2 separate regions of the Homo sapiens genome follow, and region 1 is linked to region 2. A link is an interaction called in ENCODE POLR2A ChIA-PET data of the cell type or tissue named here. Cell type or tissue: PC-3. All regions are shown on one strand. Each heading gives the region's core, and the rest is flanking DNA. Links, peaks and the distances in the headings are about the cores only. Region 1 holds the start of LOC101928688 (a long non-coding RNA gene). Region 2 overlaps LOC101928688 (a long non-coding RNA gene).

Region 1 (11,574 bases), core at 1,806-9,805, 61 kb after region 2:
TGTTGTCGTGTGGGATCCATAGAATTGGGCAGCAATGGCTGTGTCCCAAGAACTCCTCCCGGAGGCTGGTTTCCCATTCTGATCGGGGGCCCGGGGCCGCCTACGTATCGCGGTGACATAAAAGGCTGACTGTGGGGTCCCATCATGCTGCTAGGATTGTGAGGTGGAGGCTGTGCGTGCGGCGAGGGCTGTGACCCCGGAGGACCCTGAAAGAAACCTGGCGGGATGGGGCCTCCCGGCATCCCATCGTTGGGGGGAATGTTGCCAAGCACGGGGCTCGGGGCAGCTGCTGCACTATAATCATGAAAGGCTTTTGCTTCACTTGAATGTTCACAAGTGTCTCTCCTTTGAGGAGCTGCACAGTAAAGGTCCCCAAATACACACCACCACGAGTGCAAAAACCCAGGCGGTTCTCCCAACGTGATGTTTTTTTCCCATCGAATCTCCGACAAGAAGGTCTCTGCAGATTTCTGTACTCTTACGTGCAGTAAATATTCGTAGACGTATGAAGCTAACTTTTCCCAAGCCTGCCCATCCGAGGGCACCGCCGAGCCTCTGCCTTTGGCAAACATGGTTTGCAGGGAAGAGGGCGCCGAGCCTCGCCGCCGCCGCCGCTACCGCTCCGGCTCTCCCGCGCTGCTCCTCGCTCCCGGCCCCCTCCCCGGCGCTCGCTCGCTCTCTCGCTCGCTGGCGCTCTCCTCGCCGCGCTCCCCTCCCTCCCCACCAGGCGCTGGCTCCGCGCTCTTTCCAGCTGTCAAAGCGTCAGCCCGGGCCGCGGCCCCATCGCCCTGGAACTCCTTCGGCGCCGGCTCGGCCTGGGGGTGCCGCCGCCGCCCGCACGGCCGCCCGCTCTCCGCTCGCTCGCGCGCCCGCCCGGCTCCGCCTGCGCCGCCCTCTGCGCCTCCAGCGCCGCCGCCGCCGCCGCCGCCCTCTCAATTACATATTTCAACATTTGTTTCAAGGATATAAAATATACTTGTTTTAATATATGCTAATATTTTTGGAATATTATGGTCATATACATTTTATATTGAATGAAAAGATTTCATTCTAAGACCTCAATTCAAAATTCTGCAAGAACACTCCTTTTTAAAAATTAATTTTTAAAGTTTTACATTGTAAGAAAAGCTTTTGTCATTATAGAATTATGAGGCATTTTTAGGTACTACTACGATGTAAGAAAGAAATGTAAATCCTATTTTCAAAATCAAATGGTTTTCTCATTCCCCTGTAAACATACTAATAGTTCTAATTTCCCATTGACACCATATAGAATGGTAGTTAAAAGTTGGAGAAAGGATCTAGTACAAAAAAACAAAGCTATGATTATCCCGATTGATGATTTAAAAGTTTTTATATACATCAATCATTGTCAAGCAGGACCCAAAGGAAAATCATCAAGTATGCTAACGTACATGGGGAAATACAGATATATAACAGAGATTTTTGTTTATAATATATCCCTAATAATACTCTACAATTAGTTTGCTGTAAATATTTCTCTAAGAGCTTAATTTTATACCATAAAACAATACATTCAAGTATTTAAACATGGTCATCTACAACTACCTGAAAGATGGACCATTATTACTATAGAGAGGGAGAGAGAAATGGAAAAAGAAATGTTCCATAAACTTTCCACTTGGAGAAATAATTAGTAATCATAATTCTAAAGTGTAATCTATGGCTTGAAAAGATATATTTAGTAGAACATGGGTTGGGGTTTAAAAAGTTTAAAAATTTTAAATCTCAAATCCTAACCTAAGCTTATAGTTGGACGATACTGCAAAGTATACTGTAACCCTCTTTCCTATTTGATGGCATATTTCTTTCTTATTTATGACATATTTTCCCAATATAACTCATCTGAATTTATACATCCTAAACATTGAAAGGGACTATACATTTAAGCCATACTTTAGAAATGCCATAGATTTAATTATTAGGTATGTATCTCATGTTAATTGTAACATTCCATTATATAGAAATCCTTTTGTCTGTTCAAGTATTCACATTACAAAATATTAAAATGCTTCTTACAGGCAATACTTTATTCTAGCTACTCCAGGATATAAACAGGTGTGTTTCCTAACCTCCAGTAGCTTATACTAATGCAGGGGCTTTAAAGTGATTATTTAAATAACTAAATACAAAGACTTCTTACATTTGGAGTTTTTAAATGTGATACAAAGATTTTGAGTGTAAATCTTTAATAAGTATGATGCAAAAAAATTCTGAAATCAAAGCCTTACCTTATGGTTATTAAGAGTCTCTGCTGCTAGAACTGGTTGGTATTTTGGGCAAAGCATGTCCTAGCCCATTAGTCCAAATTCTTCAATTTGAGGAGTTTTAAGTATGTTCTTAATTAAGTGACTTAGAAAACACAATGGAATCCCTTTATAATGTACATTTGGAGAAAGAAAATTTACATTTCTAAATTTCCACAATTTTTTTTTATATGAGAGAAGCAGTGTTGCTATGTTGGCCAATTTGGTCTCAAATTCCTTGGCTCAAAAAATCCTCCCACCTAAAACCCCCAAGTAGCTGAGATTGCAGGCACGTACCACAATACTCAACTAAATTTTCACAATTTCTAGTATTAGTCTAATTACAGAACCAAGGATAGAAATAGGGAAAGAGTGCTATCCTAAGAAGTATATGATACCAAAATATTAACTGTCCAAAAAAAAAAAAGAAACTATATGCTATCTGCTGTACAGTTTTGGAACTAAAACGCACCAGGGAGAGTCCATGATTACTATGATAAGAATTTATTTAGGCATAAGTATTATAAAAGTCATGTTAGTATGAATTTAAAAGTCACAGAAAGCATACTCATCCAAATAAACCCTGACCACATTTCAAATTTCCTGTATTGTGAGAAAGCTTAGCCAAATATAATTTTTCTGTCACAATATAATCATTTTCCAGCACATTCCTTTTCTCACCCACACACCCTCTTAGTATTTAACAATCTATTATTTACCAAAGTACAATTTTTACAAATTCAATTATTCATATTTCTTTAAAATGCTTTTTTGTAACCAACTTTCCATTACAAACATAAAACAATGACAGGTTGACCACTGCTAAATTTTAAGAGTAAATTATATAGAAAACTAGATTCATAATGAGAAAATTAATTTCACATGTGAGCACTTTACCTTGATATCACAATCACGGTCTTCCTTAGCTGATGTAGGCTGTAAATCATTGATCGCCTGTTTGCCGGAAAGCCTTTAGAGCAAAAATATACAACAAAAATGAGTGTGTTCATTTCTTTAAGAAAGTAATTTGCAGGTCCATACCTGAGTGTCACCTCCAAAAAAACAGAAATAGAAACAAATCTGGTGAGAGACTAGCTATCTGTATATTAATGTTGCTTAAGAAAATTAAAGGCCGGGCGCGGTGGCTCACGCCTGTAATCCCAGCACTTTGGGAGGCCGAGGCGGGCGGATCACGAGGTCAGGAGATCGAGACCATCCCGGCTAAAACGGTGAAACCCCGTCTCTACTAAAAATACAAAAAATTAGCCGGGCGTAGTGGCGGGCGCCTGTAGTCCCAGCTACTTGGGAGGCTGAGGCAGGAGAATGGCGTGAACCCGGGAGGCGGAGCTTGCAGTGAGCCGAGGTCCCGCCACTGCACTCCAGCCTGGGCGACAGAGCGAGACTCCGTCTCAAAAAAAAAAAAAAGAAAAGAAAATTAAAATTTGGCCTCTGTTGTAGATTTTAGTTACTTATTTCTATTTCCACCTCTCCCAACCTATGAAATAGTCAAGACCCACGCATAGTTCCGTAACAAATCATGGCAGCCAATACACTGGCATAGTCTGAGAATAATTTGTCTTCACAAATTGTATGTCCTACAGGCTGAGCTGAAAATCCAATTAATTGCTGACATAATTTTTAATACCTGAACTGGAACAAACCTGATAATCTAAAACAAGGTAGAAAAATATAGAGTCTCCTCTTCTTCATTTATTTCTGGTTCAAAGACTAATCTCTGTCACTCAAAAATGGCAGCCTGGGTTCTTCAGCACGGAAATCACTTAAGAAGGCCTCAGTGCGGGCCAGGTGCGGTGGCTCACGCCTGTAATCCCAGCACCTTGGGAGGCCGAGACGGGTGGATCACGAGGTCAGGAGATCGAGATAAACCCCGTCTCTACTAAAAATACCAAAAAATTAGCTGGGCGTACTCGGGAGGCTGAGGCAGGAGAATGGCGGAGCTTGCAGTGAGTGGAGCTTGCAGTGAGCCGAGATCGCGGCACTGCACTCTAGCCTGGGCGGGAGGCGGAGCTTGCAGTGAGCCGAGATCGCGCCACTGCACTCTAGCCTGGGCGACAGAGTGATACTCCGTCTCCAAAAAAAAAAGAAGGCCTCAGTGCTTACCTTTACCTTGAAACATTTGAAATAATTGAAAGCTAAATATATGAAAGTCAGAGGACAAATGTCTATGTTGTTATTAAAATATTCTTCTCAGAAATATTGAAACATTAAAAATTAGAAAATCCTAGTATTTTCCCTATATAGGTCCTGTCCTATTCAGGTTCACATAAACTAGCAAGCCCTTAACAACCTTTATAGGCACTCAGATACCTAAAGAGAGGGACTGCTGAAAAAACACAGTCCTGGTAGTTGTACAGCTCTATGTCCCTAACTACTATTAAGTACTATCTAAATATCTTCCTTCCTTTTAGATTCCTCTTCTGCAAGATTCTATGGCAGTCTCCAACCTTTAAATCTTCAGCCAATGGAAGCACAAATTCCTAAAAGCATGGGCTCAAATAACCAAGAGTAGGAGCTATTTCCTTGCTCCCGGAAAACAAGCTAAATGCAGTCTGTTATCTGTCCCCAGCAGGTAACAGATTCAACTACCCAGCTGAAGCTCCATGACTGATTTGACAGCCAATCCTACCCCTGCCCTAGTCTGCATGGACATGGGAAAAAGTCAGTAGACTGGAAAAAGAAATAGAGGTGAGGGGACACTTGCCCTGGGCCACAGATCTGTCAAGTACAGCAAACTCTAGTCCCCTGGTACTTGAGGGGCTCTGAGCCACTCCTCTGCAAGTTGCAATGAAAGTAGATGATACGGCAGTCCTATCTGCTATGCAGACTCTTCACAGTGACTCAAATTCTTTTACCATCATTCAATAGAAACTCTGAAGTTTGTCAGCTGCTCCAATTAAACAACCAAAAAAGCAGCCACTCGTTTGCGACTTCCTTGAACCTCTTATTTTAATACGCCTTTCTAGATAACTCCCAACATCCTGTGCCCTTTCTTTCTAAAATCTATCAGACTTGTCATAAACCCCAATATTCTGACCTCTTTTCTAAAATCCTTGTTCCTACCTCAGTGTTCTCTTCAAACTAGGCCTTCCCCTACTCCTTTCATTCCTATCCTCTTCCATTGGGTTCATCAGTTGATTCCATTCTTTTCCTCTTCCACTGTGTTCACTACTCCCACCTTCCCTTTCTATTATTAAAATGCACACTGACAGGATGATGAAGAAGGGAGAGGACTGGGCTTTCAAAGGAGTTCAAATCTCATTTCCGCCACTTCCTGTATCCAAATAAGTCACTTTAACCTCCTTAAGTTTCAGGTTCTCCATCTGAATAACCACTTGACCAGAATGTTAAACACAGGTTTAAGTACTAGAGGTTATTTTGATTAGCCACTAAGATTCCTTAAAGTTCTGAAATTCTATGTGCTTTTGATTCTGTCTACAGAAAAAAAAAAAGGAACACTTAGCTGGCAGAAATGGAAAAAATAATAGAACAAAAGACACCCCAAGAAAAGTGAAGAAGAAAGTTAAAAACTCAAGAGAAGATTATAAAAACTAATGGAAGAAGAAAAAAATCTCTAGGGAAAAAAGCTTCATGGAACTAGGCAGAGTAAACTAATGGGAAAATTAAACCGGGAAGTCTAAGTACAGAAATCACCTAGACATAGCCTGTAAATAGACGATAAATATAATTAACATGACACAGATATGTAAATATGGATATGTAACATAACATGGATATGTAGATATCTTTCACTTAAAATAAAATAATTCTTCCAATAAGTCTCTAAAACTTGCCCGGTCTTGCTTATGTAAAACCTAAGGTTCTGTGGCCGTAGCTAAATGAGATCTGCCCTAAAACCTTCGATGGTAAAAACATGTTGCTGGTTAGCACTGAAATTGCCAAAACTATATAGGACAAACTCTTGCACTAATCAGACTTCTAAAGAAAAGTGTAAATCAGAGTTAATGTATAACTAAATGTGACTTTCTGAATTAATCTGATTTGGACCTGTACCTTGATTCCAGAGATACACAGGTCTATCAGGTCTCTACTCTTGTTCTATGAGTCAGCTAATTGTTAATTATAGGATCAGGGGCCAATTAACCTCTCTGAACCACAGTTGCCTGATTAGTAAAAAGTAGGTTGTAATTGCACAGACACTTTGCAAAGCTGTTGTGATGACTATATGGAATGAGTTAGGTACATAATATGATGTGTCATTTTGAGTGCACAACGGGGTGCAACAATCAACAGTTGTTCGTTTCTTTTCCTTCTATTCCCTTAGTTAACAGATAAATATTTAAAATCTGTAAATCCTACCTGATTACAGAGTCTTCAGAACTCCCATCCACTGTTAAAGAAAAAAGTAAAATACCTTTTAAATCAACAATAGAAACACATAGAATACTTAAAGCATAAAAGTGCCTGGTAGGCTGAGGCTGAAGGATCACTTGAGGAGCCCCGAAGTTTGACAACGGGCTGGACAACAGAGCAAAACTCTACCTTTATTTTTAAAAAACCGTGCACACTTTTCTGCATGCTTTAGACTTTGTTTTTTAAAAAGGCATAAGACTGATGCTTTGTTACAAAGTATTCCTTTGGGACCATACCTGGAGATTATACTAGAATATTAATTATACTACTGGTAGGAAATTAATGCATTAAGAACTCTTACTGCCCCTCCTTTGCATCTATGAAATGCAAGGAAGAATGGGAATTATCAAAATGTGGTCCTTAAAAGGAACTGCTGTGTACAATTATAATCCTAAATCAACCCTATCAGTCTCACTGGTATCAATAACAAAATCTGTATCATAAGCTAACAGTGTCAAACGTAGCATGATTTCTGGACTAATGGACTAGGAGCAGTTAGAAGGCATGCACAGTAACACCCCCTTACCCATTCTATGTGTGGAAAAAAAAATGACCACAATGTATTTTTTCTCTGCTCTCAAAGTACAACAATAACAAACACAGAAGACTTCTGTGACCAAATGAGGGGAAGACTTTTCCACACCAACAAGCAATCAATCAATCCTGCAGCAGACACCAGCTGGGGGTCCTCTAAATCAATTCCTCACAAGTTGGGGGTGCAGTCCCCAAGGCTGCCCCCTCCCCTCACCAGTCACAATTCTGGGCCTCCAGAATGACTAACTTCAAGCTATGGTTCCCATGACCTCTCCTTGGGTTTAATTTGCTAGAGCAGCTCACAGAACTTAGGGAAGCAAAAAAATTTGCATTTCCTGGCTATTACAAAGAATGTTACCAAAAATACAGATAAAGAGTTGCACAGGGCCAGGTTTGGGGAAGGGGTGTAGAGTTTCATAACCTTAGAGGGTGCACCACCTTCCAGAAACCTCCATTTATTCAGGTATCTGGAAGCTCCCTGAACCCAATCCTCTTGGGTTTGTATGAAAGCTTCATTCCACAGGAATGGCTGATTAAATCACTGGTCATCAGTGATCAGCTTAATCTTCAGTTCCTCTCCCCTCCCAGGAGGCTGGAAGTTCCAATCCTCTAATCATGCCTTAATCTTTCCAGTGACCAGCCCCTATCCTGAAGCTGCTTAGCCATCAGTCAATCATTAGCATACAAAAATACATCACTTTGGAGATTCTAAGGATTTTAGGAGTTGTATGCCGTGAAATGGAATTGTTAAAGCGAACTAAATGTGACCTGAGAAGGACTCCTTACTTCTGTATTTGAGTCCTTGTGGATGAACCGGAACCTAGCTTAATAGGTAGACAAGATTAAAAACCTAATTTAGGAGTATGTGCCTGTAACAATAACTGAGTCTTGGCCAATCCCAGCAGCCATACCTCAACCATTCATACACCGATGAGTGTTTGAACTGTGTTCAAACAAGGCAAACACCAACCTGTAACCAATCCAGCTGTTCTGTACTGGACATCGTTTCCTCTTTTTTTTTTTTTTTTTTTTTTTGCCTATAAATCTTCTTCTACCATGTGACTGTGCTGGAGTCTCAGTGAATCTGCCATGATTCTGGGGGCTGCTGGATTCACGAATTGTTCATTGTTCAATTAAATTCCTTTAAATTTAATATAGCTGAAGTTTTTCTTTTAACAGAGTTGAAGACCAAATATGTATTTCACGGTATCACATCTGTGGTTTTGCTTTCTGTGGTTTCAGTTACCCATAGTCAGTCATGATCCATAAATATTAAATGAAAAGTTTGAAAAAAATAAGTTTTAAGTTGCATGCCGTTCTGAGTAGTGTAAAATCTTCAGCCATCTCAATCCATCCCAGCCAGGGCATGAATCATCATTTTGTCTAGTGCATCTACATCGTATATGCTATCTACCCGTTAGTCATTGGCAGGTCTTCTCCTGACATCCAACCATCAGTATTATCAAGGCTTAATAATCCAGGATCACCCAAAGCAGATAGTCCTTCTCCTGAAGGTCAATAGTAGCCTAGCACTACATCACAATACCTATGCCATCTTATTACAGAGGCACTGTATCACCACACATCATCAACAGAATAAGGGTGAGTACAGTGCAAGAAAATATTTCAAGGAACCATATTCACAAAACTTATTATAGTATATTGTTATGATTGTTCTATTTTATTATCTATTGTTAAGTTCATACTGTGCCTAATTTATAAATCAAGCTTTATTATAGACATGTATGTATAGGAAAAAACATTGCACATATAGGGCTTGGTACTATCCACAGTTTCAGGCATTTGCTGGGGGTTTTGGGATGTATCCCCTGTGGATAAGGGAAGACAACTGGACTTATTTTGTTGTGACACAACAAAGCTTCTCCAGTTCTTCAGTTAAAACTGTTCAGTTTAGAATAAAACATCCTGTCACGAGGAAGCTAGGTCCATGGGCACTGTACTATGTTTTATGGCAAAACATAGGAAACAGACCAGGGACAAAGATTCTTGCAAAGACTTTTCAGTTGCCAGTGGAGAAGATCTCAAGGGAGATCACTGTACTCACTATTGCTAATACTCTTCTGGGGAAAATGCTGGTTAAGTTTACTTAGTTCTGGCTATTTTCTCTGCCCTATGTATGCCACAAACAAGGCTCAAATTTGCCTGCCATTTCACTCCTATGGAAAAGAACCACTGGAAAGATCATTCCCTTAAGAGCTTATCCACTCACTCAGAAGCATACCACTTATTCAGAGAGAAGCTTAAGAAGAAACACTGAAGAGGTGGTGGCAAGTTGCCAGTGAGTACTATCTGATGTGAAAAATATATGTGAACAGAACTATCAACTCACTCAAGCTACTAGAATGTGCCAACAGTTGTCACTCTCTCCAGTGGAAGAAAAAAGTTCTTTTGCACTTCATGTAAAGCAAACACTGTGACTCTCTGGGCATTTCTCATGACAGAGAATCTAGTTGTAGGTGAGCCATGTCGTAATAATATAGACTATTTTCAAACTCGTATCTCAAAGGAAGATAATCAGTGAGGAATATATTTATCCACCTGTAGTATTCACTGCCTAGTCTTATTTTCAACTGCAAGGCATGAAGGTTTTATAAAGTATGAACTCTTAAGATTGTCCCTTTTCATTCATAGAAAGTCTATCTGGACCCATCTCATAGAGCAGGATGGTCTGTAGTGCTGCATGATGTCATTTTTGTCAACCCTATTATGTGGCAAGTGTCTATAGAAATCATGCTTTCTCAGTATGGAAAACACATATCATCATATTCTACGACGATGAACAAAACAAAAAGAAAACAAAAGGACAAAAAACATCTTCAATGACTACTGCAATTACCATGGAATTTTAATTTTTTAATATTCAAATAGTTATCCACTTTATTATTCCAATACAGTGGAATTCCAGACTAGTCTGGAAAAAGCAAACTATGGAGACAGCAAAAAGATCAGTGGTTGCCAGGGATTAGTGGGGGGGAGAGAGGAAAAGGCACAGTACAGAGGATTTTTAGGGCCATAAAATGATTGTGTCTAGGATACTTACAAGGGTAGAAACATGTCATTATAGATTTCTCCAAGTCCAGAGAATGTACAACACCAAGAGCGAAACCTAATGTAAACTATGGACTTTGGGTGATGTGTCAATGTAGGCTCATCAATAACTCTAGTGAACTTTGGTGGAGGACATTGATAATGGGGGAGGCTGTGCATATGTGGGGGTCCATGGAGTATTTGGAAAACCTCTACCTTCCTCTCAATTTTGCTGTGAACATCAACTGCTCTAAAAAGTAAAGATTAATTTTAAAAAAGATATTCACTGAATTTGCTATTACTCTATATTATGAAAAGATATAGTCACCCTGAAAATTGCAAATCACTAAAGGTCAAAGAATTAATAACAGAATATGGATATTATCTCCCAAACTGAATTATATAGAGCATGTATAGCTAATAATTTTAACTGTATACTTAAGCAAAAAATAATTGATAAAAATTATTAAATATTTTATCTTATTTTATAATTATAAACAGGGATTTAACACTGAATCAAAACAGGTCCATTCATGTAATTAAAAGACCACTTTTACTGTAATTTAAAATCAGAAATTAGTATGCTTATTTAACAATTTTACTGAAAGGTTAATCAGATAAGAAACACAGATTATGATTATCTAATATTGCCATAGCAATTCATATAAAAATACCTGTAAAATATCCACCAAATGTCAAAACCATAAGCATCATTACAACTTAGTATGAGTGATGCAACTGAAAACAGTACCGTGTTATGTCATTATATTATTATTTGCTATTAAAATAAAATACTAAGAACCCCCCCAAATTACATCACGGCCATAGCTGTTGTATAGTAAAGGTTTCATACAGGAGGCAGGAGACTACCATCCTGAGAAAGGCCAGCTTACAAGACTGGCCCTTGGCTGGTGTTTGGGACCTTGGATTTGGGAGGACCGCCACCATTCCCTAACTAAGAAGAGTGGCTCACTGTGCCTAAATGGCTTGTACAAACAATGTGGTATAATCTGCGCAGTTGCTTTTCTACTGGGAGCCCGGTATTTTGGTACTGTGAAGGAGAGGATGCCTATGTGACTAGGCTCCACTAAAAAACAAAACAAAACAAATCACAATACGTGGATACTTGAGTCTCTAATGAGACTCTGGTACTGGTAGACAACATTGCACATGTGTTGTCAAAATTTGAGGCTGGGGGAATTAGGCACATCCCAGGTGTGCTTTATTCAGGTAACTGGAATAATTGTTGAAAAAATGATACTATTAATATATCTAATATAGTCATTATAGTCATCTAATATAGCCATTAGATAGTATGTTACTGTACTACTAA
Region 2 (11,574 bases), core at 1,114-9,113:
CATGTGCCCAAAGTGGTTGGGGCACAGCCTAGTTTTATACATTTTAGGGAGACATAAGACATCAAATACATGTAAGATGTACATTGGTTTGGTCTGGAAAGGTGGGACAACTGGAAGGAGGCAGGTGGGGGAGGTCCAGGTTATAGGTAGATTTAAACATTTTCTGAATGGCAGTTGGTTGACAGAGTTAACTTATTAAGCTATTATCTAAAGACCTGGAATATACAGAAAGGAATGTCTGGGTTATGATGATAAGGGGTTGGGGAGACCAGAGTTTTATCATGCAGGTGAAAGCTCCAGGTAGCAGCCTTCAGGGATAATAGACTGAAAGTGTTTCTTTTTTTGTTTTCTTTTTGAGATAGGGTCTCACTCTGTCACCTAGGCTGGAGTACAGTGGTGTGATCTTGGCTCACTGCAACCTCTGCCTCCCGAGCTCAAGTGATCCTTCTGCCTCAGCCTCCAGAGTAGCTGTTATTACAGGTGTGCACCACCACGCCTGGCTAATTTTTGTATTTTTAGTAGAGACGGGGTTTCGCCATGTTGACCAGGCTGGTCTTGAACTCCTGACCTCAAGTGATCCACCCGCCTCGGCCTCCCAAAGTGCTGGGATTACAGGCATGAGCCACTACGCCCGGCCCGTAAGTTTTTCTTATCAGACTTAAGGTCTGTGTTGATGTTAACGCTTGTCAGCTTTTGCTGAAATCCAAAAGAGAGGAGGGTATAATGAGGTATGTCCAACCCTCCCTTCCTGTCATGGCCTGAACCAGTTTTTCAGGTTAACTTTGGAATGTCCTGGCAGAGAGGATGGGTCCATTCAGGTGGTTCGCGGACCTTAGCATTTTATTTATTATTATTATTAACTTCATACATTTTTTTGTTGAGATGAGCTTTTGCCATGTTGCCCAAGCTGGTCTTGAACTCCTGGGTTCAAGAAATCCACCTGCCTCAGGTTTCCAAAGTGCTGGGATGAAGGCTGAGGCAGGTGGATCACTTGAGGTCAGGAGTTTCAGAACAGCCTGGCCAACAAGGTGAAACCCTGTCTCTACTAAAAATACAAAACTTAGCTGGATGTGGTGGCACATGCTTGTAATTCCAGCTACTTGGGTGGCTGAGGCAGGAGAATTGCTTGAACCCCGGAGGTGGAGGTTGCAGTGAGCCGAGATCATGCCACTGCACTCCAGCCTAGGTGACAGGGCGAGACTCCATCTCAAAAACAACAACAACAACAAAAAACCAAAGTGCTGAGATTACAGGTGTGAGCCACTGTGGCTATCCCAGAATTGTTTTTAGTTTGCATTAACCAGCTTCCAAAATTGTTTAGGTCCTCTCAAATCTCCCTAGTATACATCACTCTGAGTGGGTTTTTCTGGATGGACCCTTGGCTGATACACTGGCACAGAGAGAGGACACCCCATCTGGAGCAGACAAGGCACAAGCCAAGAGGGATCACAGAACTAGACCTGAGGGAGGAAAAAAAGTGTCAGAGAATCAAGGTATCCTGGCCAGGTAAACCCAGGGGACTGTTAGGGTGACCCAGTTTTCAGAAGAAAGATCCATCAAAATGCAGGAATCTTAACTCTTTGTACCATTCTCAACACTCAGCTACAGAGTGATGATTTCCAGAATTGGTGGAGAGATGCTGGAACAAGCTTGTCTGATCTGAGTCCCAGCTCCAACCCTTACCAGCTGGACAACCTTGGACTAGTTGCTTAACCTCTCTTTGCCTCAGTTTATTCACATGCAAAATGGAGATAATAATAGCACTTATGTCACAGGTTGTTGAGAAGTTTACAGGAGTTAATATTTGTAAAGCTTCCAGAATAAGCCTTGGGACATAGCAAGTACTATTTACATTTCTTCTATTTATTTGGAGGTATTCACATTTACAGATGACTCAAGTTTCACCTATGTCCCTTGGAGAGTACCTCTCCCTTACTTTCCCCCCAGGATTTGCCCCAGGAATTCCCCTTTTGCCTCCCCTGTAAGCATTCTTCTCATCTCCTCTCTCTCTTCTACCCAAAGCCCTGTAACCACCCAGCAGGTTCACCTTGCCCGCTGCCTAGACAGAGCCAATTTATCAAGACAGGAGAATTGCAATGGAGAAAGAGTAATTCATGCAGAGCAGGCTATGCGGGAGACCAGAGTTTTATTACTACTCAAATCAGTCTCCTTGAGCATTTGGAGAATTTTTAAAGATAATTTGAGGGGTGGAGTCTCAGGAAGTACGGGGTGCTGATTTGCCAGTTTGGAGATGGGATTTTAGGGGGTCATAGTGAGGTTTTCTTGCTGTCTTCTGTTCCTGGGTGGGATCACAGAACTGGTTGAGCCAGATTACCCTTCTGGGTAGTGTCAGCTACCAGTGCAAGGTCTGCAAAATGTCTCAAGCACTGATCTTAGGCTTTACAATGGTGATGTTATCCCCAGAAGCAATTTGGGGAGGTTCAGACTCTTGCAGCCAGAGGCTGCATGACCTCTAAACCATAATTTCTAATCTTGTAGCTAATTTGTGAGTCCTACAAAGATAGACTGGTCCCCAGGCAAGAAGTGGGTCTTTGTGGGGAAAGGGCTATTATCAATTTTGTTTCAGAGCAAAACTGTGAACTAAATTCCTTCCCAAGGTTAGTTCAGCCTATGCCCAGGAGTGAACAAGGACAGCTTAAAGGTTAGAAGCCAGATGGAGTCGGTTAGGTTTGATCTCTTTCACTGTCATAATTTCCTCTGTTATAATTTTTGCAAAGGTGGTTTCAGCCCTGCCATCAGCCCTTTTGGAAGGAGTCTTTTGGGCAGCATGCCAGCCCTCTCCTGGATCTTCTCTGCCCTGATCTCACCTTACAGAAACCAGTTATCAGCATCTGAAATCCAAGGTGCAAATTATCCTGTGAGGTATCAGTGGTCATGGCAGTGGACGTGGCTGAGGCAGTGATTGGAGCCTTTTCTTGCCCTTATCTCTTTTTCTTTTTTTTGACAGTCTTGCTTTGTCACCCAGGCTGAAGTGCGGTGGCGCAATCTCGGCTCACTGCAACCTCTGCCTTCCAGATTCAGGCGATTCTCAGCCTCCTGAGTAGCTGAGATTACAGGTGTGCGCCACCATGCCTGGCAATTTTTTTATTTGTAGTAGAGATGGGATTTCGCCATGTTGGCCTGGCTGGTCTCGAATTCCTGACCTCAGGTGATCCACCTGCCTCGACCTCCCAAAGTGCTGGGATTACAGGCGTGAGCCACTGCACCCGGCCATGTGTCTTACTTATTGAACATCTGCTGTATATCATGCAGTTCACTAGGTGCATAACATATAATAATGCTTCATTCAGTCTTCCCCACAGCCTGTTGGGCAATACCATCTTTGTTTCACAGGAGAGGCAGTTGAAGCTGAGAGAGGTTAGGTAGCTGCCCCAGATCACACAGCCAAAGAGCCATGGGGTCAGATTAGGAAACCAGGCCCCTATGGGCTGCACAACCCTAGCCAGCACTTTCCACTACAAAACCTGCCCTTGAATTTCCTAGTCACTGTCAGAAAATCTCGAAAGGGATGTGCACTGCTTTAGGGACAGGGGAGAAGGGTGGGGGACTAGGTGAGGCTTAGTTCTCTAGGGGCTAAGAGAAGCAGAGGAGCATGAGAAGTGTCTAGGAGAATGCCCACAGCTGGCTCACTTCCATCCCTTCATCTTCCCTCATGCCCTATTTTGACCTTGGGCAAATGCCACCAAGTTCCAACAGTGCAATACCTATTGTCCAGGGCAGCAGAAGGGCAGGTGGTTGCTCCATGTTCCTGAGCCCGACTGCCTTCCCGTTCGAGCTGGACTTACCCTCTGGATTGCGGTTTTCAGAACTTTCTCAACCAGTGTGGAGAAACCATAGAAACCACACAGAAGGTAATTTGAGTGAGTACTCTTCTCAGTTCTTCCAAGAATGTTGCATCCCATGCTGCAGTTCCCTGCAAGATGCATAAGAGTGGAGTTAATTCATTACAGAATATGCCCTAGGACAATAGGACTGAATTCTCTCAGAAAGAAAGGTTATTTTTTGTTACATAAACAGAAAGAGTAGTACAATATATGCTATAACAAACCCCTATATACACACACACACATCATCCATCTTCAACAATTAATGACAACGTGTCCATTTTGTTTCATCTATCCACTCCCTCCAGTACTTTTCGGGGAGTGGTGGGGATGAGCATTTTATTTTGTTTGTTTGTTTAGACAGTTTTGCTGTCACCCAGGCTGGAGTGCAGTGGTGCCATCTCGGCTCACTGCAACTTCCACCTCCCAGGTTCAAGCGATTCTTGTACCTCAGCCTCCCAAGTAGCTGGGACTACAGGCGTGTGCCACAGCCCCTGGCTGATTTATTTACTTACTTATTTATTTATTTATTTTAGATTTTTAGTAGAGATGGAGGTTTCACCATGTTGACCAGGCTGGTCTCAAACTCCTGGCCTCAAATGACCCACCCACCTCGGCCTCCCACAGTGCTGGACTACAGGCGTGAGCCACCGTGTCTGGCCAGGATGAGCATTTTAAAGCAAGCTCCAGACGTCATGAAATTTTACCCACAAATACCTCAGTATGCATATTTTGCTGGTAAAAACCTTTTATATTTCTTTCTACTTATTTTTTTTTCCTTCTTTTAAAAAAATGTATTGGTTATTTTTTTAGATCAACATCTCACGATGTTGCTCAGGCTGATCTGAAACTCCTGGGCTCAAGCAATCCTCCCCCTTCAGCCTCCCAAAGTGCTGGAATTACAGGCATGAGCCACTGCACCTGGCCAAACCCTTTTAAAATATGATCACTATGCCGTTATTGAACAACAATGTAATAACACTGCACCTTGCACCAACAAATATAATTAGTAACATCTAAAACAATAATATAAAATTTATAATAAATAAATAACATCCACTACCCAAACCATATTCAAATTTCATTGATTATCTCAAAAATGGCCTTTTTATAGGATTCAAACAAAACCTACACGTTGATTTAGTTCTCATGGCTGTTAAGTCTTCAAGCAAATCTTTAATCTCTATAAACCTCAGTTTCTTCATCTGTAAAATGAGAATTAATAACCATCTCATGGAGTGTGTTGGTTTCCTTGGGCTGCCTTAACAAGTTCCACAAATTCAGTGGCTTAAAACAACAGAAATTTATTCTCTGGCAGTTTTGGAGGCCAGAAGTCCAAAATCAAGGCATCAGCAGGGCCATACTCCTTGAAGGCTCTCGGGAAGCATCTTTCCTCACCTTTTCCAGCTTCTGGTGGCTGCTGGCCACCCTTGGTGTTTCTTGGCTTGTACCTGCGTCACTCAAGTCCTCACCTATTGTAAGGACAGTCACCTTAGAGCACACCCTAATCCAGTGTGTCCTCATCTTAACGTAATTACATCTGCAGAAACCTTATTTCCAAATAAGGTTACATTCATAGGCACTAAGGGTTAGGATTTGAACAGATTTTTTAGGGGGTCACAGTTGAACCTATCACACATGATATTTGCATGGGGAAAATACAATACTGCTGTGGCAAGTAAGAATCACTTAATAAAAATGATGGCAATGTTCAGTATTACTACTATAACAATAGATGACCACAGCTCCACTCCAATTAGAACAGTTGAGGAATATGACATGACAAAAACAAATAGAGGCCAGGCAACTGTAGGAAACAGAAAGTTGTACAGAGGACCCGGCATTTTCCAACATTAATGAGAGGCCTGTGAGGAAAGGGAATTTGGCTTGGAGTGATAAGTTTAGTTCCCTCTCTCTCTCTCTCTATTCTTAGAGATAGGATCTCACTATGTCATCCAGGCTGGAGTGCAATGCCTATTCACAGTCACAATCCCACTACTGATCAGCACAGGAGTTTTGACCTGTTCAGTTTCTGCCTGGACTGGTTCACCCATCCTTAGGCAACCTGGTGGTCCCCCACTCCCAGGAGGTCACCATACTGATGCTGAACTTAGTGCAGACACCCGATTGGCATCGTGTACTATAGTCCAGGACTTCTTGGGCTCAAGTGATCTTCCCACCTCAGGAGTAGCTGGGACTACAGGCATGCACTGCTGTGCCTACAGGAGTCAAAAGTTTAAGTGCTGCAACTTCCTCATGGGGAAGCTGTTTAGCCAGAAAGACTACATCCCAGAGCTATTTATTTATTTATTTATTATTTTTATCTTTTCTGTTCTCTTAGATGGCTGGATGAGATAATCCCTGTATTCCTTTCCAGCTCTATTTTTCTGTGATTTGTTCATTACCTGTTTCAGATTACCCCAATTTTGTCAGAAGAAACTCAGAATTTTGAAATATTAGAGGCTTTTGCAAATGGAAAGTTGAATTGGAAGAGCAATCAAGATATCTTTGTAGGCCAGGTGTGGTGGCTCACACCTGTAATCCCAGCACTTTGGGAGGCTGAGGCAGGCAGATCACTTGAGGTCAGGAGTTCGAGAGCAGCCTGACCAACATGGAGAAACCACGTCTCTACTAAAAATACAAAATTAGCCAAGCTTGGTGGCACATGCCTGTAATTCCAGGTACTCGGGAGGCTGAGGCAGGAGAATCACTTGAACCCAGGAGGTGGAGGTTGCGGTGAGCCAAGGTCACGCCATTGCACTCCAGCCTGGACAACAAGAGCGAAACTCCGTCTCAAAAAAAAAAAGAAAACAAAGATATCTTTGTAGATTTTTACTAAATTAAGAAGCAGTAAGCAATGAGTTTTAAAAAAGAAAAAATCTTTTACATTCTAAAATGCATTTCTGAGTCAAAGCTGTAGAACAGTATGGGGGAAATGTAGAAGTCTCCCATTGTCTAATAATCCTTGATTCACATTGGCTTTCAAACAGTGAATCTATAGCTATAGCCCCAATTATAATTTGTGACACAACTTCTTGCATATGTATTAGGTTGGTGCAAAAGTTATTGCACTTTTTGCCATTAAAATGGCAAACCTGCAGTTACTTTTGCACCAACCTAATAGAGTTGAAGAACCAATCCAGACCTTCAGTCTTCATTTGTGCAATTCTAGTTCTGTATGTTTGTTTTCCATAAGGAAAATACGTAGTAGTCATTAAATGCTGTTCACTAAATATTTGCAGCTCTCTACCTTTGGGGCACCTGGTAGGATTTGGGTTATGTAGCTCTTTTTGGTCAATGAAATTTGAGCAGGAATGACATGTGACCCTTCTGGGTAGAAAGCAGTGCGTAATTCACCATGTTCACCTTCCCAATGTCCTGATGATCAAGGAAGCCACTGCTGAGAGGACACTACTGGCAGCCTGGGCCCTGAGTGGTGGCAGCAGCAAAGAGGCCCTGCAGCCCCACCTTGGACATGTAGCAAAAGTAAGAAATAAATGTGATTGCTGCAATTTGGGGGTTGGTTGTTACTGTGGCATAGGCCATTCTATCCTGGCTGACACAACATTTTTTTTAATACTAAAAAGAAGCTGGGCCACGCACAGTGAATCGTGCCTGTAATCCCAACACTTTGGGAGGCCAGGATAGGGAGACTGCTTGAGGCCAGGAGTTCGAAACCAGCCTGGGTGACAACAGTGAGATGCTGTCTCTACAAAAAATAAAAAATATTAGCCAGGCTCCAGGCGCAGTGGCTCATGCCTGAAATCTCAGCGTTTTGGGAGGCCAAGGCAGATGGATCACGAGGTCAAGAGTTCGAGAGCAGCCTGAGCAACATGGTGAAACCCCATCTCTTCTAAAAATACAAAAATTAGCCGGGCGTGGTGGCACATGCCTGTAATCCGAGCTACTAAGGAGGCTGAGGCAGGAGAATCATTTGAACCCGGGAGGCAGAGGTTCAGTGAGCCGAGATTGCGCCACTGCACTCCAGCCTGAGTGACAGAGTGAGACTCCATGTCAAAAAAAAAAAAAAAAATTAGCCAGGCACGGTGGCACATGTCTATAGTCCCAGATACTTGGGAGGCTGAGGTGAGAGGATTACTTGAGCTCCGGAGGTGGAGGCTGCAGCATGCTGTGATGGAACCACTGCACTCCAGCCTAGGTCACAGAGCAAGACCCTGTCTAAGAAATAAATAAATAAATAAATAAGAGGTTTCAAAAAAGTCAATTCTCTAGCAAACCAGGGCATTTCTAAACTTTAGGAGCAAAAGGATTGTGATTTTTGGCCAGCAATTTAATTTCCCTTGCTTAACTTTGTAATTATCTCACATGCTCCCTGAAGCCTTGAAGTCAGATCTCTGCCTACCCTTCATTCACATCCCCAAACCAGTTAGAGCAGAAACCAAGTTCCCACCTGCCCTGGCCTTCCAAAGTGCTGAGATTACAGGAGTGAGCGGCCACTCCTGGCCCCCAACTTTCTTTTTTTTGTTTTATTTTTTTGAGATGGAGTTCCGCTCTTGTTACACAGGCTGGAGTGCAATGGGTCAATCTTGGCTCACTGCAACCTCTACCTCCCCAGCTCAAGCGATTCTCCTGCCTCAGCCTCCCAAGTAGTTGGGATTAGAGGCATGCACCACCACGCCCGGCTAATTTTGTATTTTTAGTAGAGACAGAGTTTCTCCATGTTGGTCAGGCTGGTCTCGAACTCCCGACCTCAGATGATCCGCCTGCCTGGGCCACCCAAAGTGCTGGGATTACAGGCGTGAGCCACTGCGCCTGGCCCTTTTTTTAGACGGAGTCTCGCTCTGTCGCCAGGCTGAAGTGCAGTGGCGCAATCTTGGCTCACTGCAATCTCTGCCTCCCAGGTTCAAGCAATTCCCCTGCGTCAGCCTCCCAAGTAGCTGGGACTACAGGCACCTTGCCACCACGCCCGGCTAATTTTTTGTATTTTAGTAGAGACGGGGTTTCACCATGTTGGCCAGGATGGTCTTGGTCCCTGACCTCGTGATCCACCTGCCTCAGCCTCCCAAAGTGCTGAGATTACAGGCGTGAGCCACCACGCCCGGCCCCCAAACTTTCTTTAGGAGTCAACCGAACTCACACCAAGCTGTGTGAAAAGCCACAGCTTTGTCTAGTTTAGACACAAATCCAGGCAGAGTTTCTGGTTATGACAAAACACAATCTCTGTCCTCCTCCTCCTCCCTCTTCCCTCATTCATTCAACGATATCTATTGACTGCCTACTACTGTGTGCCAGGCCCTGTGCAAGGTCCTAGAGAAAGGGCCCTTAAAAGCCACAGATCCTGCCTCCATGACCAACTGGCCACCTGTGCCCTTCCCTGATCCCTGCCCCTGCCTCCTGCTCTCCTACCCCAGCCCTCATTATTTTCCTATCAATTTTCTTTTTCTTTTCTTTTCTTTCTTTTTTTTTTTTTTTAGATGGGAGTCTCGCTGTGTTACCCAAGCTGGAGTGCAGTGGCGAGATCTCAGCTCACTGCAACCTCTGCCTCCTGGGCTCAAATGATCCTCCCACCTCAGTTTCCTGAGTAGCTGGGATCACAGGCATGTGCTACCACACCCAGCTTATGTTTGTATTTTTGGTAGAGATGGGGTTTCACCATGTTGCCCAGGCTGGTCTGAAACTCCTGACTTCAAGTGATCTGCCTGCCTCACCCTCCTAAAGTGCTGGGATTACAGGTGTGAGCCACCATGCCCAGGCCCCAACTTTCTTTAGGAGTCAATTGAGCTCAAACCAGAAACTTCTGTTGCTAGATTATTAAATCTCAGGGTCTTTAGACAACTTCTGTGTAGTACAATACTTCTCAAACTGGTTTCTCTATTGATATTCTTGGGCAGCTAAGAGTGTTCAGGTTGGGAAAACACTACCTCAAGAAATTAAAGATAATCTATAAAGCTTTTGGCTATGTAGTATTACTAACTATATAACATACCTTTATAACATAAAATAATTCAACCAAAGTAAAAATCACAAATGCAGGGTGATTGTGTTATTTTGACATTAGGTGCAATATTTCTTAAAATGAGGTCAGCAGATCCCAGGGCACAGGGAGTGGGGTGGGTTCTCTGGACATATTTTTGGGGGATGTGCGTTCTCCAGTTTAAGAAGCACCAACACAGGGTAGTAGATCCCAAAGCTGGCTTTATATTGGAGACATTGGAGAATTTCTTTTTTCTTTTATTTTCTTTCTTTCTTCTTTCTTTTTCCTTCCTTCCTTTCTCTTTCTTTCTTTGTCTCTTTCTCTCTCTCTTCCTGTCTTTCTTTCTTTTTTTTTTTTTTTTTGAGACAGGGTCTCATTATGTTGCCTAGGCTGGTCTTGAGCTCCTGAGCTCAAGTGATCTGCCTGCCTCGTCCTCCCAAAGTGCTGGGATTACAAAAATGAGCCACCACGCCTGGCCTGATTTTCTCCTAAGGTTTCTACATAAATATGTCTTAGAGTTTTGTTTATTTATTTGCAGAAATTTGCATAAGTCTTAGAGTTAAAAAAAAAATTTCCCCTCAGGATTTATACATTTTTCATTTACTTTTGATGATGTATTTGTTTACTCTAGCTGTTCTCCAGCCAAGCTATGTAAGTCTGTCTTACAGCAAGTGTTTTTGTCCACATAACTCTTTTTCCTACACTTACGGTAAAATACACGTAACACAAATCTACCATCTTAAACATTTTTAAATTTACAGCTCAGTGGCATTAGGTTCATTAACATCACCATCACCACCATCCACTCTCAGAATTCTTTTTTCTTGCAAAATGGAAACTCTGTATCTACTAAACACTAATTCCCCATTCTCCCCTCCTCCAACCCCCTGGCAACCACTTTTCTACTTTTTGCCTCTGGGAATTTGGCTACCGTAGGTAACTCATATAAGTAGAATCATACCATATTTGTCATTTTGTGATTGATTTATTTCATTTAGCAGAATACCCTTAAAGTTCATCGTTGTAGCATGTGTCAGAATTTCCTTTTTTTTTTTTTTTTTTTTTTGAGATGGAGTCTCGCTCTGTCGCCCAGGCTGGAGTGTAGTGGTGCGATCTCAGCTCACTGCAAGCTCCGCTTCCCGGGTTCAGGCCATTCTCCTGCCTCAGCCTCCCCAGTAGCTGGGACTACAGGCGCCTGCAACCACGCCTGGCTAATTTTTTGTATTTTTAGTAGAGACAGGGTTTCACCGTGTTAGCCAGGACCATCTCAATCTCCTGACCTTGTGATCCACCCGCCTCAGCCTCCCAAAGTGCTGGGATTACTGGCGTGAGCCACCGCGCCTGGCCAATTTCCTTCCTTTTTTAAATTTTTTTTTTTTTTTTTTTTTTGAGATGGAGTCTCACTCTGTCGCCCAGGTCGGAGTGTAGTGGCGCAATCTCAGCTCACTGCAACCTCAGCCTCCGGAGATCAAGCAATTCTCCTGCCTCAGCCTCCCAAGTAGCTGGGATTACAGGTGCGTGCCACCACACCCAGCTAATTTTCATATTTTTAGTAGAGATGGGGTTTCACGATGTTGGCCAAACTGGCCTTAAACTCCTGACCTCAGGTGATCTGCCCACCTTGGCATCCCAAAGTGCTGGGATTACAGGCGTGAGCCTGTTCCCAGCTGAACTTGGAAATCCCGAGTGGGCACCAATGACTTACTGATTACTCAGTAACCGTGCAGTCCTTTTTTACCTTCATTTTCAGGGGGTCCTTCGTGCTTCCTTTGTAGTGATCCTCACACAGGGCAC

The links. ChIA-PET counts read pairs that join two places held together with the same protein. Peaks named below come from ENCODE experiments on the same cell type or tissue, not always from the same donor. Only the 100,000 strongest peaks of a DNase experiment are listed, where the experiment ranks them.
Region 1: POLR2A ChIA-PET joins it to region 2 with 11 read pairs; 4 of 35 experiments call an interaction of 5 or more read pairs at or near these places.

Annotation. Positions count from the first base shown.
Region 1 is chr7:39,822,569-39,834,142 of GRCh38, reverse strand. LOC101928688 (a long non-coding RNA gene) reads right to left here and starts at 3,383. Exons shown (of 9, transcript XR_001745176.2): 1 at 3,165-3,383. It also overlaps the pseudogene LOC100422519 and the pseudogene SSBP3P1. In PC-3, for the core only: no CTCF peak of the experiment used is centred there; no DNase peak of the experiment used is centred there; H3K27me3 peaks cover 5,709 bases.
Region 2 is chr7:39,882,867-39,894,440 of GRCh38, reverse strand. It overlaps LOC101928688 (a long non-coding RNA gene), which reads right to left. Exons shown (of 9, transcript XR_001745176.2): 8 at 3,807-3,934. It also overlaps the pseudogene RN7SL496P. Among named protein-coding and RNA genes, the nearest start is that of CDK13-DT, 61 kb to the left of the region's middle. In PC-3, for the core only: no CTCF peak of the experiment used is centred there; no DNase peak of the experiment used is centred there; H3K27ac peaks cover 446 bases.